2 separate regions of the Homo sapiens genome follow, and region 1 is linked to region 2. A link is an interaction called in ENCODE POLR2A ChIA-PET data of the cell type or tissue named here. Cell type or tissue: Panc1. All regions are shown on one strand.

Region 1 (8,000 bases), 110 kb before region 2:
TGATTTTTTTCTTTTTTCTTTTTTTGAGATGGAGTCTCGCTCTGTTGCCCAGGCTGGAGTGCAGTGGCGCGATCTCTGCTCACTGCAAGCTCCAACTCCCGGGTTCAAGCAACTCTTCTGCCTCAGCCTCCCGAGTAGCTGGAACTAAAGGCACCCACCACCACACCTGGCTAATTTTTTGTATTTTTAGTAGAGACGCGGTTTCATCATGTTAGCCAGGATGGTCTCAATCTCCTGATCTCGTGATCCACCTGCCTCGTACTCCCAAAGTGCTGGGATTACAGGCGTGAGCCACTATGCCTGGCTGATTTTTTTTCTTTTTTAACAAATTGCATACATTAAGATTCACTCTTTGTGCTGTAAAATTAAATAGGTTTTGACAAATGCTTTTGTATCCACCATTACAGTACCATAGAGAATAATTTTACTGCCCTAAAAGTCCCCTGTGCTTCACCTATTCATCCCATCTCCTGAACTCCAAACCTCTTGCAACCACTGATAATTTTACTATCTCTATAGTGTTTTTCTTTTCCAGAATGTCATAGAATTGGAATCATGCAATATTTAGCCTTTTCATAATGGATTTCTTAGAAATTGAATTCTTTTTTTTTTTTTTTTTTGAGACGGATTTTCACTCTTGTTGCCCAGGCTGGAGTGCAATGGCGCGATCTCAGCTCACTGCAACCTCCGCCTCCTAGGTTCAAGCAATTCTCCTGACACAGCCTCCCGAGTAGCTGGGATTACAGGTGTCCACCATGCCTGGCTAATTTTGCATTTTTAGTAGAGACAGGGTTTCTCCATGTTGGTCAGGCTGGTCTCGAACTCCCAACCTCAGGTGGCCTCCCAAAGTGTTGGGATTACAGGCGTGAGCCACGATGCCTGGCCTAGAAATTGAATTTTTTAGAAATTAGATTCTATAAAAATATTAGGTAATTTATGTATTTGTTATTAATTTTTTTTTTTTTGAGATGGAGTTTCGCTCTTGTCACCCAAGAGGAGTGCAGTGGCACAATCTCGGCTCACTTCAACCTCTGCCTCCTGAGTTCAAGCAATTCTTGTGCCTCAGCCTCCCAAATAGCTGGGATTTCAGGTGCCTGCCACCATACCTGGCTTTTTGGTTTGGGTTTTGGTTTTTTTTTTTGGAGACGGAGTTTCACTCTTGTCCCCCAGGCTTTAGTGCAACGTCACTATCTCAGCTCACTGCAACCTCCGCCTCCCAGGTTCAAGTGATTCTCTTGCCTCAGCCTCCCGAGTAGCTGGGATTACAGGTGTGTGCCACCATGCCTGGCTAATTTTTGTATTATTAGTAGAGATGGGGTTTCACCATGTTGGCCAGTCTGGTCTTGAACTCCTGACCTCAAGTGATCCAACCTGCCTCAGGCTCCCAAAGTGCTGGGATTACAGGCGTGAGCCACCATGCCTGGCCCCAGCTAATTTTTGTATTTTTAGCAGAGATGGAATTTCACCATGTTGGCCAGACTGGTCTCGAACTCCTGACCTCAAGTGATTCGCCCGCTTCAGCCTCCCAAAGTGCTGGGGCTACTGTGCCCAGCTGGTATTGTGTTTTTAAATGTCAAATTTCAATTGTTCATTGCTGGTATAAGGAAAGCAATGGACTCTCTATATTAATTTTGTATCCTGTGACCTTGCTATAATCTCATTAGTTTCAGGAGGTTTTTCTTTTTAAAAAAATTGTTTGGAATTATCTACATAGACAATAATGTTATCTGCAAACAAAGATAGTTTTATTTCTTACTTCCCAATCTGTATACCTTTTATTTCCTTTTCTTGAATGGACTAGCTAGGACTTTCAATACAATGTTGAATAGGAGTGGTAAGAGGGAACATCTTTGCCTTGTTCCTGGATTCAGCTGGGATTACAGGCGTACACCACCATGCCCAGCTAATTTTTGTATTTTTAGTAGAGACAGGGTTTCACCATGTTGGTCAGGCTGGTCTCAAACTCCTGACCTTGTGATCTGCCCACCTCGGCCTCTCATAGTGCTGGGATTACAGGTGTGAGCCACCGCGCCCGGCCTATTCTTATCACATCTTTACAAATCAACATAATTCCTTAATATCAAATATGGAGGGAAGTGTTTTTAAACCTTTACTGTCATTACTTAACATTCCAGCCCATTCATGTTACGTACTCCATGGTGAACAGAGCTCTTGGCACACTCACCAAAATTTCTCCCTGCTCCACAGTGTGCACCTTCACGTAGGCCCCCACTGCAGCCTCCTTGGGGAGCTCACCAGGCTTGATATTGATCATGGCACATTTGATCGACTGAGCAGGCCTGGATCTGAAATGTGACAGCTTGTTAGAGAGCTCATCTGTAACACAGTCTGCTCCTGAGGCCCTGGCTAATCAGCCCTCACTCTTCTGCACATGGAGGGCTCCCCTCCCTGGGGAATTCACAACTTCCCAGAAGGCGAGAAAACTCAAAATCAAGCCCTGACTCCCATTGTCAGGAATTGGAGGGTGCGAAAGAGGAGACTTGGGAGAGGAAGGTGATACAGGCCCTCCCCTTAAACACCTGAGGGCTGTTCTCCTGGAGGCAGGGGCTGATGATCCCATGCAGCCAAGCCAGGCCTAATGGGTGGGAAGTCCAGGCTGGCCCTCTCATGCTCAGCATGAGGAAGGAATTTCTTTCTTTTTTTTTTTCTTTTTTTTCTTTGAGACGGAGTCTCACTCTGTCGCCAGGCTCGAGTGCACTGATGGGATCTCTGCTCACTGCAACCTCCACTTCTGGAGTTCAAGTGATACTCATGCCTCAGCCTCCCAAGTAGCAGGGACTACAGGCACCCACCACCATGCCCAGCTAATTTTTAGCAGAGACAGGGTTTCACAATGTTGCCCAGGCTGGTCTCAAACTCCTGGCCTCAAGTGATCCACCCGCTTTGGCCTCCCAGAGTGCTGGGATTATAGGCGTAAGCCACTGCGCCCAGCCAAGAGGAAGGAATTTCTTTTCTTTTCTTTTTTTTTTTTTTTTTTGAGACAGAGTTTTGCTCTTGTCGCCCAGGCTGGAGTGCAGTGGCACAATCTTGGCTCACTGCAACCTAGATTCTTCAGAAGGATTATCCATAACGTCTCAAAAGTCACAGGGTGCTCGTTATGGAGGCCAGGAGCTTGGAAATGTTAACAGGCAAAGGACTCACGTGAAGTGGCCCTTGTAGGAATGCAGGGATTGTGACACTGGTGCCATTGTTAGTCTCATTATGACACTTCAATTTCAAAAGTAGCAGGGGGAGGGGGCTGTGCTGCTCTGGGCCCAGCAATGAGCTGATTCTAGGCTGGTCCCCACTGAGTCTCCTCTTCTGCTCTTCAGTCTCTCCAGAAAAAACAAAAGCACAGCACCCCAATGTGCATCTGCCTCATACCAGTCGTGACAATCATACCGATAACAACACTGAGCTGCTCAGGTTTGAATCCTGGCTCTGCCACTTTCTACCTGCGCAACCTGGAACAAACAACTCAATCTCTCCCCGTACCTTGGTTTTCTCACCTGAAAAATGGGAATGATTATAATAGTACTCGTAGAGTTGTTACAGAGATTAAATTAGATAATTCAGTACTGGGCACAGAAAAGGGGTTTTGTTTTGTTTTTGAGATGCAGTCTCGCTCTGTTGCACAGGCTGAAGTACAGTGGCGTGATCTCAGCTCACTGCAACCTCCGCCTCTTGGGTTCAAGCGATTCTTGTGCCTCAGCCTCCCAAGTAGCTGGAACTACAGGCATCCGCCACCACACCCAGCTAATTTTTGTATTTTTAGTAGAGACGGGGTTTCACCATGTTGGCCAGGCTGGTCACGAACTCCTGACCTCAGGCAATCCGCCCGCTTCAGCCGCCCAAAGTGTTGGGATTACAGGCATAAGCCACCATGCCCAGCCTGTTTCCTTTTTCTTTTTCTTTTTCTTCTTTTTTTAAGAGATAGGGTCGGTTGGGCGTGGTGGCTCATGCCTGTAATCCCAGCACTTTGGGAGGCCGAGGTGGGCGGATCACGAGGTCAGGAGACCGAGACCATCCTGGCTAATACGGTGAAACCTCGTCTCTACTAAAAATACAAAAAAATTAGCCAGACACAGTGGCAGGTGCCTGTAGTCCCAGCTACTCGGGAGGCTGAGGCAGGAAAATGGCGTGAACCCGGGAGGCGGAGCTTACAGTGAGCAGAGATCGCGCCACTGCACTCCAGCCTGGGCAACAGTGCAAGACTCCATCTCAAAAAAAAAAAAAAAGAGAGAGACAAGATCTTGCTCTGTTGCCCAGGCTGGGGTACAGTGACATGATCACAGCTCACTGCATGCAGCCTCAACTTCCTAGGCTCAAGCGACCCTCCTGTGTCAGCCTCCTGAGTAGCTAGGATTACAGGTATGTGCCACTATGCCCAGCTACAAAAAATACTCTGTAAGTGTTAACTATAATTATCATTATCTCATTTAATTGCTGGCTTGCAACAACCCCAAGAGTTAGATGCTATTATCTACCAAGAAATACAGCTTAGAGAGGTCAAGTCCCTTGACCTCTAAAATAAGAGCTAAAATAAGTGGCCAAGCCAGGCTTAATTCCAAACACAGGCTCTTATCTACTATGCTGTAACTGCCTTCCTTAGATGGACAGAATTTTCTGAAGCAGCTCAGAATCAAAAGGGCCCAGAAACACACAGACTGACAGAATGTCAGAGCCAGAAGATATGTCCAGCCCCTTCTTCCTTAAATGGGTTACTGAGGCCCTGAGAAAAGAAGTGGCTGAATGCCTGACGTAGCCTTGTGAGTTACAGGTGGAGAATGCAGGTCCTGGCTCTCAGACCCAGGACATCTCTAGGTTGCCTCATGCACAATCCTTTGGGATTGACCTGTGTCCTCCACCTTTGCCCCTTATCCGCATCCCTGACATTCTGCCATATAAGTATTATCTCCCTTTGCAACCACAATCTGGACCCGTCTATCTGCCCAGGGCTGAGCTTACTGGATCTTCGGGCCCAGCATCTTGGGGAGAGTGTCTCCTGAGGTTCTGATCTTCCTGCTGAAGCTTGTCCCCTGTAGCCCCCAGGCTTTTTTGAGATGTGGAAGTTTCAAGGAGCTAAAGTCTTGCAGAGGATATGATTTGATCTGGAATTCCTTAAATCTTTCCATAGGAGAGTATTCTGTTAGAGAAAGCACAGGAAAAGATACTTATGGATCTTTGCATATATGATGGTTATGGTGGTAGTAGTTGAAGCTTATCACAGGAACCTGCCTGGATGGTCTAGCACATGGGGAAATTTTTTAAAAAAAAAAGAAAGATAAAACACTGTGGCCTCCATGTAATGTCCCTGGGTGGCAGGCCCTGCGCTAGAGCCTTTACATCTATTACATCTGGAGAAGGGTGATTAACACACTTTAAGAGATAAGATGAACAGCAGAGAGCTCAAGTCACCCAGAAAAAGGTTAAAGCTTGGATTTGAACTCAGGTCTCTTGGATTCATTCCATTAACAGACCATATTTATCCCGGCCTTCAAACTGGGCTTTCAAATTGGGGCAGAGTCAGCAATAAGAGATAAATGGATGACTGGTCATGGAACTTTGGACAAGTCATATAAGCATCAGAGCCCTCTCATAGAACTATTGTAAGAATTACAGGCTGTGCATGGTAGTTCACATTTGTAATCCCAGCACTTTGGGAGATCAAAGTAGAGGATCACTTGAGCCCAGGAGTTCAAGACCAGCCTAGGCAACATGGCAAGACCTCATCTCTACAATAAATTAAAGAATTAGCCAGGCATGCTGGTGCACACCTGTAGCTCTAGCAACTGGGGACACTGAGATGGAAGGATTGCATGAGCCCAGGAAGTTGAGGCTGTAGTGAGCTGTGTTTACAACACTGTGTGCAGTCTGGGCAACAGTAAGACTTTGCCTCAAAAAAAAGAATTGCAGATAAAGTATGTGATATGCCTAGCACAGCACCGACATATAATAGGCCCTCCATGAGAGTTATTTAAAAAGATCACCAAGAGCCAGTTGCAGTGGTGCACACCTGAGTCCTAGCTACTCAGGAGGCTGAGGTAGGAGGATTGCTTGAGCCTAGGAGCTCAACTTCAGCCTGGGCAACATAGAAAGACCTCATCTCTTAAAATGAAATTTAAAAAAACTCGAAGGAAATATAATTCAGAAATAAAAAGGAGCAAACTACTCAGCATGCTAAGTAAAAGAAGCCAGAAACAAGAGTCCATACTGTATGATCTTATTTATTTATTTATTTATTTATTTATTTTTGAGAGGATTCTCACTCTGTCGCCCAGGCTGAAGTGCAGTGGTGCGATCTCTGCTCACTGCAAGCTCCACCTCCCAGGTTCATGCCATTCTCCTGTCTCAGCCTCCTGAGTAGCTGGGACTACAGGCGCCCACCACCACGCCCAGCTAATTTTCTGTATTTTTAGTAGAGACAGGGTTTCACCATGTTAGTCAGGATTGTCTCAATCTCCTGACCTCATGAGCCACCTGCCTCGGCCTCCCAGAGTGCTAGGATTACAGGCATGAGCCACCATGCCTGGCCTGTATGATCTCATTTATATGAAACCATAGGAAGACAAATCTAACCTATAATGATAGAAAACAAATCAGTGGTTGCCTAGGGCAAGGGTGAGGGGTAGAGATTGACTGGGAGGCGGCACAAGGGAACTTTGTGGGGTGATGGAAATGTTCTATAACTTGATTGTAGAGGTATAAATTTGTCATGGAACTATGGCCAGGCGCAGTGGCTCACGCCACTGTAATCCCACGCTTTGGAAGGCCAAGGCAGGAGGATCGCTTGAGCTCAGGAGTTCGAGACCAGTCTGGGCAACATGGCAAACCCCCGTCTCTACAAAACATACAAAAATTAGCAGGGTGTGGTGGCATGTGACTGTAGTCCCAGCTACTCAGGAGGCTAAAGTGGTAGGATTACTTGAGTCTGGGAGGTCAAGGTTGTATTGAGCCATGTTCATGCCACTGCACTCCAGACTGGGTGACAAAGTGAAACCTTGTCTCAAAAAGAATTTTTTTTCTAATTTGTCATTTAACTATACACATAAAATATGTGCACTCTATTATATAAAAATTATACGTCAAGAACATTGATTAAAAAAGAGATCTCCAGCCGGGTGTGGTGGCTCATGCCTATAATCCCAGCACTTTGGGAGGCCGAGGCGGGCAGATCAAGAGGTCAGGAGTTCGAGACCAGCCTGGCCAACATGGTGAAACCCCATCTCTACTAAAGATACAAAAAATTAGCTGGGCATGGTGGTGCATGCCTGTAATCCCAGCTACTCCAGAGGCTGAGGCAAGAGAATTGCTTGAACCTGGGAGGCAGAGGTTGCAGGGAGCCAAGATCGTGCCACTGCACTCCAGCCTGGGTGACAGGGCAAGACTCTATCTCAAAAAAAAAAAGAAAAAAAAAATCTCTAGTATGAGAATCAACTCTTCAAATTAATGTCTTTTGTTTGTTTTGTTTTGTTTTTGTTTTTTTGTTTTTGAGATGGAGTATTGCTCTGTCACCTAGGCTGGAGTGTAGTGGCTTGATCTCGGCTCACTGCAAGCTCCACCTCCCAAGTTCACACCATTCTCCTGCCTCAGCCTCCCAAGTAGCTGGGACTACAGGCGCCCGCCACCATGCCCGGCTAATTTTTCTGTATTTTTATTAGAGACAGCGTTTCACCGTGTTAGCCAGGATGATCTCGATCTCCTGACCTCGTGATCCGTCTACCTCGGCCTCCCAAAGTGCTGGGATTACAGGTGTGAGCCACCATGCCCGGCCCCTCAAATTAATGTTAATGGGAATAAATCCAAGTTCCACAAGCAGTAGGTCTGGCTTAACAAAACACATATAAAAAGCCCTGAGTTTGATCTTTCGGAAAGGCACTTCAACAACATCTACCAATGTTTTAAATGTATGTAGTCAGTATGCACTGGATTAACTATTTCAGGGGTCCCCAATCCCCTGGCCATGGACTGGTACAGGTCCGTGGCCTGTTAGGAATGAG
Region 2 (8,000 bases):
AAACTGAGGTTTACCCAGGGTGAGAGCACGACTCAAACAGATGTAGCAATAAGTAATAATAAGCACAGGAGAGGCCCTCTTTGACACTAGAAAATTCTTTCTGAGCCTAACCTGTATTCAGGACTGAACTCACCTAAGTAGAAAGAAACCCAAGGGAGCCTGAGCTGGCTACTGGAAGAGAATTTATTAAGTGACTCTGGTATACTGAGAAACCTCATTTGGAAAAGCAAATCTAAACTGACCTTCTAAATTCATTTTGCAACTAAAGGCTTGGCTGAGAGCAGAAGAACCATATGAGTGACAGGATTACAGAAGGCTGGCATCAGAAGGGGCACCTTAGGGACAGATGATTGGTTTATTCCCCTTGATGCCTCTGAACCCTTGCTATGCCTATTCCTGGCACAGGGATGCTTTTCCTCTTCCCGGCTTCTGGTCCAATTCCTATCTAGCCTCACTCCTTAAGGCGTGGGTTAGTCTGCTCAGGCTGTTATAACAAAACATTATGTTATATGTGGCTTAAACAACAGATATTTCTTTCTCACAGTTCTGGAGGTTGGAAACTACAAGATCAAGGTGCCAGACTATTTGGTTCCCAGTGAGGCCCCTCTTCCCAGTTTGCAGATGGCCATCTTCTTGCTACATCCTCACATGGGGGGATAGGGGGAGCTCTGATCTCTTCCTATAATGCCACTAATCCCATCATGAAGGCCCCAACCTCATGACATCATTTAAACTTAATTATTGCCAAATACCATCACACTGAGGGTTAGGACTTCAACAGATGAATTTTAGGGAGGAAGGCAGGACACAATTCAATTCACAGCAAGGCCTAACTCAAATGTCACCTTCTCCTCTCAACAGTCCAGCTCCTACCCTACAGGCAAAATCTGAATCTGTGTTCCCACAGCACTTTACATGTTCCTAACACAGAACTTAGCTTTCTCACGTTGTTTATGAGCTTTTCTCCCCACATGAAAGGGCCTGGTCTCATGCATACCTAGCTCTACATCATCACTTTAGAAATGAGGAGATCAGCCAGGCACGGTGGCTCATCTCTGTAATCCCAGCACTTTGGGAGGCCAAGGCAGGCAGATCATCTGAGGTCGGGAGTTTGAGACCAGCCTGACCAACACGGAGAAGCCCAGTCTCTACTAAAAATACAAAATTAGCCAGGCATGGTGGTGCACGCCTGTAATCCCAGCTACTCGGGAGGCTGAGGCAGGAGAATCATTTGAATCCGGGAGGCGGAGGTTGTGGTGAGCCAAGATCGCACTATTGCACTCCAGCCTGGGCAACAAGAGTGAAACTTCATCTCAAACAAACAAAAAAAAAGAAAGAGAAAGAAAGAAAAGAAAGGAAGGAAGGAAGGAAGGAAGGAAGGAAGGAAGGAGAAAAGAAATCAGATCTGTGAAGAGACCTGCCTGAGATCACAAAGGGAACAGTGGCAGGTTGCTACTAAGATCAGTCTACGGACTCTCAGACCAGAACTACTACTTCTGCCCAACCTTACCAACCCAGATATTGAGGAGTCCAAAGCCAAGAAATCTCTGCAGGGTACTTTCGAGTCCCAGTGGTTTTGCTGGAAGCCCCAGGAATCTCCATCAGAGAAATCCATGAGAACCCAAGTTCGGGACCACTTGAGGCCAGGAGTTCAAGACCAGCCTGGACAACATGGCAAAACCCCATCTGTACTAAAAATACAAAAATTAGCTGGGTGTGGTGGTGAATGCCTGTAATACCAGCTATTTGGGAGGCTGAGGCAGGAGAATTGCTTGAACCCCGAAGGCAGAGGTTGCAGTGAGCCAAGATCACGCCACTGCACTCCAGGCTGGGCAACAGAGTGAGATTCTGTCTCAAAAAAAAAAAAAAAAAAAAAAAAATCAGAGCATTCAGCATAAAGGGGGTACTTTTTTACAGTTACTATTATCACGCAGCACAAATCCTATAATATTCTGTTTTTCACTTAAGCAGAATGTCAAGTTCACACTGCCTGTAAACTAAAACACAGGCTGCCTGGTATCAGAGTCCCACTGTGAAACGTCTCCCAGTGAAACGTCTCCCCAACTGAACTCCCCACACTGTCTGAAATTCCACCCTGATAAGAGCATTCTCAGAAGCCTGAGGTGAAACCACAATACTATTAAGTTGGTTCTATTCTTTCAAATTTTTGGTTATCAGATTAGTCAAGTATCCAGTAAAACCCTGACAAACTGGGGCAAGGCTTTGATGGGAGAAAGGTAAGGGGTGATGCCTGGAACAGGGGTGCCTTCTGGAGAGCTGCAGCAGAATAAGGCAGCCACACTACAGAATCTTCAGCATACACTACTATGTTCACTCTCATTGATAGCCAGCTACGTGATAAACACTGAACATGTCTACTGAGCCCCATCCACATATGATAATACCGAGGCTCTTGCTGGTTAGTGGCACAGTCAGGGCTGGTGGCCAGGCTTTCAATTTTCCATCTGGATCACAGCAAGATGGATGGTCTAGTTCCTTCGGTCTGGTAACTGCTAAACGTATCAGCAATGAGGCATGGGAGATACATTTGGGTAATCGCCATGTTGTCTAGGAGGCTGTGTCCACTTGACATGTGGATGGGGGTACATTCCTTCCTGGCTGCACAAATCCTGCCCTCACTGAGAGGGTACAGAAATGATCAGACTGTGCCCTCACTGAGAGGGTACAGAAATGATCAAACAGTGGGTGAGTGGTCTGTGTGGCACATTCTGCTGCTAAATTGATCAATTTTACAAAGGACCACTTTAAACAAATTAAAACATAAGGACTTAAAAAACCTTTTGGCAACAAGTTAAAGCATAGGGATTTAAAAGACTCTTGTTTCCCTTAAAGCATTTTATAATTGTCCAACCCTACTAGTCTAGTGAGTATACAGCAGGCCTTATTTTTAAAAACTGGTAAACAAAAATCTCCAATTCACCAAGAAATTTCCAAATCCCATTGAAAAGGATCCTTCAGTATTAACAGAGAGAATAAAATCCCAGGTCAGTATAATGCATGAGACCCAAGAGGGAGACATGAAAGTAGAAAATCAATTACTCAAAAAAAAAAAAAAAAAAGAAAGGATAGGAAAGGAAAGGAAAGGAAACGAAAATCACTCAAAAAAAAAAAAAAAGAAAAAAGAAAAGAAAATCAGTCACTCAGGCTTCTTAATTATACCAAAATGGCAATGTCTTGTCTATTGGTTTTGTAGCTCATCAGTGGTTGGCTGAGTTCAGAACTCAGATCTCTGACTGCCTGGGTAAATGCTTTCACTGAGATAAAGAGACTGTGTATTCAGAGTTTATTATAGGCCAGACATTTTACAAAGCATTTCCCCTTGGGTCATTTAGTGTAACAAAGTTATGAGGTAGGTAGTACTATTATCTCTATTTCACAGATGGGAAAATTGAAGTTTCGCAAGTTCTCTGCCCAAGGTCCTGGAGCAAGCAAGCGGTAGAGCCTGTATTCAAACTCAGGTGAGCTGACACATATTACTCAACATAAACCAAGTCATGCAAGTACAGTTAACCAAGAATCCCAAAGCCAGGTGGTAGATCAGCATCTGGCCAGGAATACCTGCCCCACGCTCAGGTGCATTATACTGAGCAAAGTCCCTCCTCAGACAATTACCATGAACAGGGAGAGGCAGAGGCACTATGTCCTAGCACAGAGAGCACACACCACGATGGTCAGGCAAGCAGGACTTCCATGGGTCCCTCAATGGCCTCCTGCCTGTCAAGCCTTAGCCTTTGGAACAACCTAACTCTGGTGGCTTTGTGCTGTCTGGGGTAGGCTGCACTCTACTTCCAGTGTTGTACCCTCATCCTGCCCAGATGTCAATCCATTACGATATCCAGCACCTGCTATTTCTACTGGCTCCTGACACCTCAATGACCTCCATTTACTCAACATAATCTCCAGTCCTTCAGTGCTGGTTGTTTCTACAGTGCTGCAGAGCCCATGGGATACTGTAGTGACTCAAGATGACTCAACATAATTCCTCCCCAACAGCACTCAGAATCCAGCTAGAGAGCTCACACAAATGTACCCAACTCAGCCACATATGGCTGGATGAGAAGGATGAAATTCTAGAAAGCAAGGGGAAGAAGGAAATCCACTTCCCCACACCAGGCCTTGAAACAGGCTTATTAAAAAGATTAGCTCACAAACTAATCACAAGAACTCAGGTTTACACAGGCTTATTAAAAAGATTAGCTCACAAACTAATCACAAGAACTCAGGTTTACACTCAGAGACAGTGAGGTCTGGAGACCTGAAGAGAGTCCAACAGTGACTGAGGCAACAGATGGGATTCACAACCCATGTGCCCAGCTCCAAAACTTATGCTTTGCAGAAGCATCATTCTGTCCTTACATATTATTTAGCAAGAGAGTGATATAATCAGGTCTGTACTCTTAAAGATCGATCCGATGGCAAAATGATGGATAACCACAGTGAGTAAAGAATGATGGGAGGAAAACTGATTAAGAAATGACCACAACAACCAGGGCAAGAGAAGAAACCTAGATTAGTGCCATGGGACTGAAAAGGAGATTAATTTGGAGGTAAGTCAGATAAAAGGAAACAAACAAACATTAAAATCCTCTCAATTACATTCATTATTTCAAGTAAAAAGCCCAATCCTTTATCTTGGTATCTCTCTGCAGTTTCTTACATTCTTACTGCATTTTTACCATTTCCAAGTATATGTTTTAAGCACACTTTTTTTTTTTTTTTTTTTAGACAGAGTTTTGCTCTGTCATCCAAGCTGGAGTGCAGTGTCACGATCTTGGCTCACTGCAACCTCTGTTTCCTAGGTTCAAGCGATTCTCCTGCCTCAGCCTCCTGAGTGGCTGGGATTACAGGCACCTGCCACCACGCCTGGCTAATTTTTGTATTTTTAATAGAGACGGGGTTTCATCATATTGGCCAGGCTGGTCTCGAACTCCTGACCTCAGGCGATCCACCTCCCAAAGTGCTGGGATTTCAGGTGTGAGCCACTATGTCCGCCTAAGCATGCTTTTTATTGAGGCATAAAACATACACAGAAAAGTACACACAAATAAACACATAAACCAATACTTTTTCATAAATGAACACACCTGTATAACCACCATGCAGATCAGGAAACAGAACATTTCGGAGCCCTAGAAGACTCCCTCCTGCCCAGTTTCCAGTCCTACCCACCTCCTCCCAAAGGTAACTACTGTCCTGACCTCAAATACCATAGATTATTTTTCTTACTCATTTTTGAACTTTATATAAGCAGAACCATACAATCTGCATGAGTTTATGCTAGCTTATTTGGTTGTTGTTTTGAGATGGAGTCTCACTCAGTCGCCCAGGCTGGAGTGCAGTGGCATGATCTCGGTTCACTGCAACCTCTGCCTCCTGGGTTCAAACAATTCTCCTGCCTCAACCTCCAGAGTAGCTCGGATTACAGGCATGCACCACCAAGCCCGGCTAATTTTTTTGTATATTTAGTAGAGACGGGGTTTCACCATGTTAAGTAAGGCTGGTCTCGAACTCCTGACCTCAGGTGATCCTCCTGCCTTGGCCTCCCAAAGCACTGGAATTATAGGCATGAGACACTGTGCCTGGCCTCACATTATATTTTTAATGGATAATACAGCACATACAAAGTCTTGACAGCATAAATGAAGGTTGACCCCTCGGAGGGTCAGAGTTCACCTTAGTCTGCATGGCTCTGCCCCTGTCCTGAAACCTGATTGTATACTCTACTGGGAACACTGCCAGATGTCCTAGGAGTTCCATATACCATTTAAGACCTACACATTTTAATAGAAAACCTCTAAGCCAAGAAGTAGGTAGTGATATTACAATAGCAAGTAAAAAGCTGGGAAGATTATATAATTTATTGGAAATCCATTAATTCTTCTGAAATTCCCCTGGAAACATGTAATTTTTCAATTTCTGTAAGCTTTAGAAGATATTTCCTAAAAGGTTCTCTGTAATAAGTTATAAAATGAGATTTTATGGTAACCCCTATTATGGTTTCTATGCAAAACAAACAGTGCTATTATAAATATCTTCAGTTGCACTTAAGATGAAACAGGATTCACATTTGGACCCAGCAGTAGAATCACATATCACCTTTTGGTTATCGTGCTCTTTTGTGCTGCTGGCAAGGAAAACGCACAGGTTTGGGAGAGTGGGACGATGGCACCCATGCTGCTCTGAGCACGAGTTCTCCTGCTGGCTTCTGAATAAGGTCCCTTTGCTTGACTGTCCCCACTCATACTGGAAGCAGCAAGGCCTTCAGAGGCTAAGCGATTTTTCAAGGTAATTCTCAGTTAGGTGTTCCTGCTTCCTGTAGGAAGGCCACAGCTCCGTGGCACAGCCCAGAGGATCACTTAATATGTTCAGTCCTGTGGGATTCAACTGGAACAGACAAACCTAATGCCTGCTTTGTGTGTCAGAAAACACAAGCACTGTGGCCAAGCAACTGAGCCATCCATGACACAATGAAGAATGAAGATACTTACTTGGGGAACTGGCAGAGACCCGCTTCCTGGTCAGGGTCTCCTGGCTGGGCTTGTCTGAAGCTGAAGGGCCCCTGGTTTGGACATGCCTCTTTCCCGGGCTCTCTTCTGGCTCCAGTGACTTCTCCATTCCATGGAAATACTTCATGTGATAGTGCAACAGTTTGGCTTTGCGGAAAAATTTTAAACAGTCCACAACTTTGCATCTAAACTTATGGTCTAGGTCGACAGCTGGTGCATTAGATGACCCAAAATCATCTGTTTTCTTAAAAGTATTTGTTACTGAAAAAAATAAAAACAAAAGCAAAGGTTCCTTGTATTTATCCCAGTTATTACAAAACATGCATTAACACATGACAACTGAGGGTGAAAGACTAGCGTGCAAATGTAGCCTGAGACATCAGACTGCCATTACCTCCTCAAATTACTGTTTAGAGAGAATGAAAACAACTTCAGGTCAAATAAGACTCAATTGTGATTCATCTTTAGGAAGAAGAAATCAACATGTTTATTTTAAACAGTCGTACAAGTTTTCAGGGTTTCATATACTTTAAGGAAAAATCCTTAAAAAGATAAAAATAAAAATAAAAATAAAGGATCTCAGGTCAAGCAGAGCAGCTCACACTTGTAATCCTAGTACTTTGGGAGGCCAAGGCAGGTGGATCACTCGAGATCAGGAGTTCATGACCAGCCTGACCAACATGGTAAAACCCCATCTTTATTAAAAATACAAAAGAAATGGGCTGGGCATGGTGGTTCACACCTGTAATCCCAGCACTTTGGGAGGCCAAGGGAGGCAGATCGCCTGAGGTCAGGAGTTCGAGACCAGCCTGGCCAATATGGTGAAACCCTGTCTCTACTAAAAATACAAAAATTAGCCAGGCATGATGGCAGGTGCCTGTAATCCCAGCTACTTGGGAGGCTGAGGCAGGAGAATTGCTTGAACCCGGGAGGCGGAGGTTGCAGTAAGTCGAGATCATGCCATTGCACTCCAGCCTGGGAGACAAGAGCAAGACTTTGACTCAAACAAAAAACAAACAAACAAAAAAATTAGCCAGGCATGGTGGAGCACATCTGTAATTCTAGCTATTCGGGAGGCTGAGGCACGATAATTGCTTGAACCCGAAGGCAGAAGTTGCAGTGAGCTGAGATCATGCCACTGTGCTCCACCCTGGTCAACAGAGCCAGACTCTGTCTCAAAAAAAATAAAAAATAAATAAAATAAATAAAATCAAGGATCTCAAGCTAGCACTTATGAGTTGGATCAGACTTACATTTACTACCATCCTGGTACCTATCTGTGTGGACGGAAATAGGGAACATTCCTCAGTATCTCTCTATGAAACCTAAGAGATTTTACGTCAGTTTTTGTGCAAGGAAAGTGTAACAGTTACAAAGGTTTTAGTATTGAGTCTTTGAGATTTCAACACGTACTTTGTTTTACAATATACTTTGTCTGATCAAAAGGATCCAGATTTGGTGGGTGCAGTGGCT

Evidence for each region. Peaks named below come from ENCODE experiments on the same cell type or tissue, not always from the same donor. Only the 100,000 strongest peaks of a DNase experiment are listed, where the experiment ranks them.
Region 1: POLR2A ChIA-PET joins it to region 2 with 10 read pairs; 2 of 35 experiments call an interaction of 5 or more read pairs at or near these places.

What each region holds. Positions count from the first base shown.
Region 1 is chr20:36,005,443-36,013,442 of GRCh38, reverse strand. CNBD2 (cyclic nucleotide binding domain containing 2) reads right to left here. Exons shown (of 12, transcript NM_001365709.1): 9 at 4,969-5,146; 10 at 2,186-2,306. Among named protein-coding and RNA genes, the nearest start is that of CNBD2, 41 kb to the right of the region's middle. In Panc1, no CTCF peak of the experiment used is centred here; no DNase peak of the experiment used is centred here.
Region 2 is chr20:35,898,158-35,906,157 of GRCh38, reverse strand. It overlaps PHF20 (PHD finger protein 20), which reads right to left. Exons shown (of 18, transcript NM_016436.5): 10 at 6,510-6,788. Among named protein-coding and RNA genes, the nearest start is that of SCAND1, 52 kb to the left of the region's middle. In Panc1, no CTCF peak of the experiment used is centred here; a DNase peak (open chromatin) is centred at 4,007.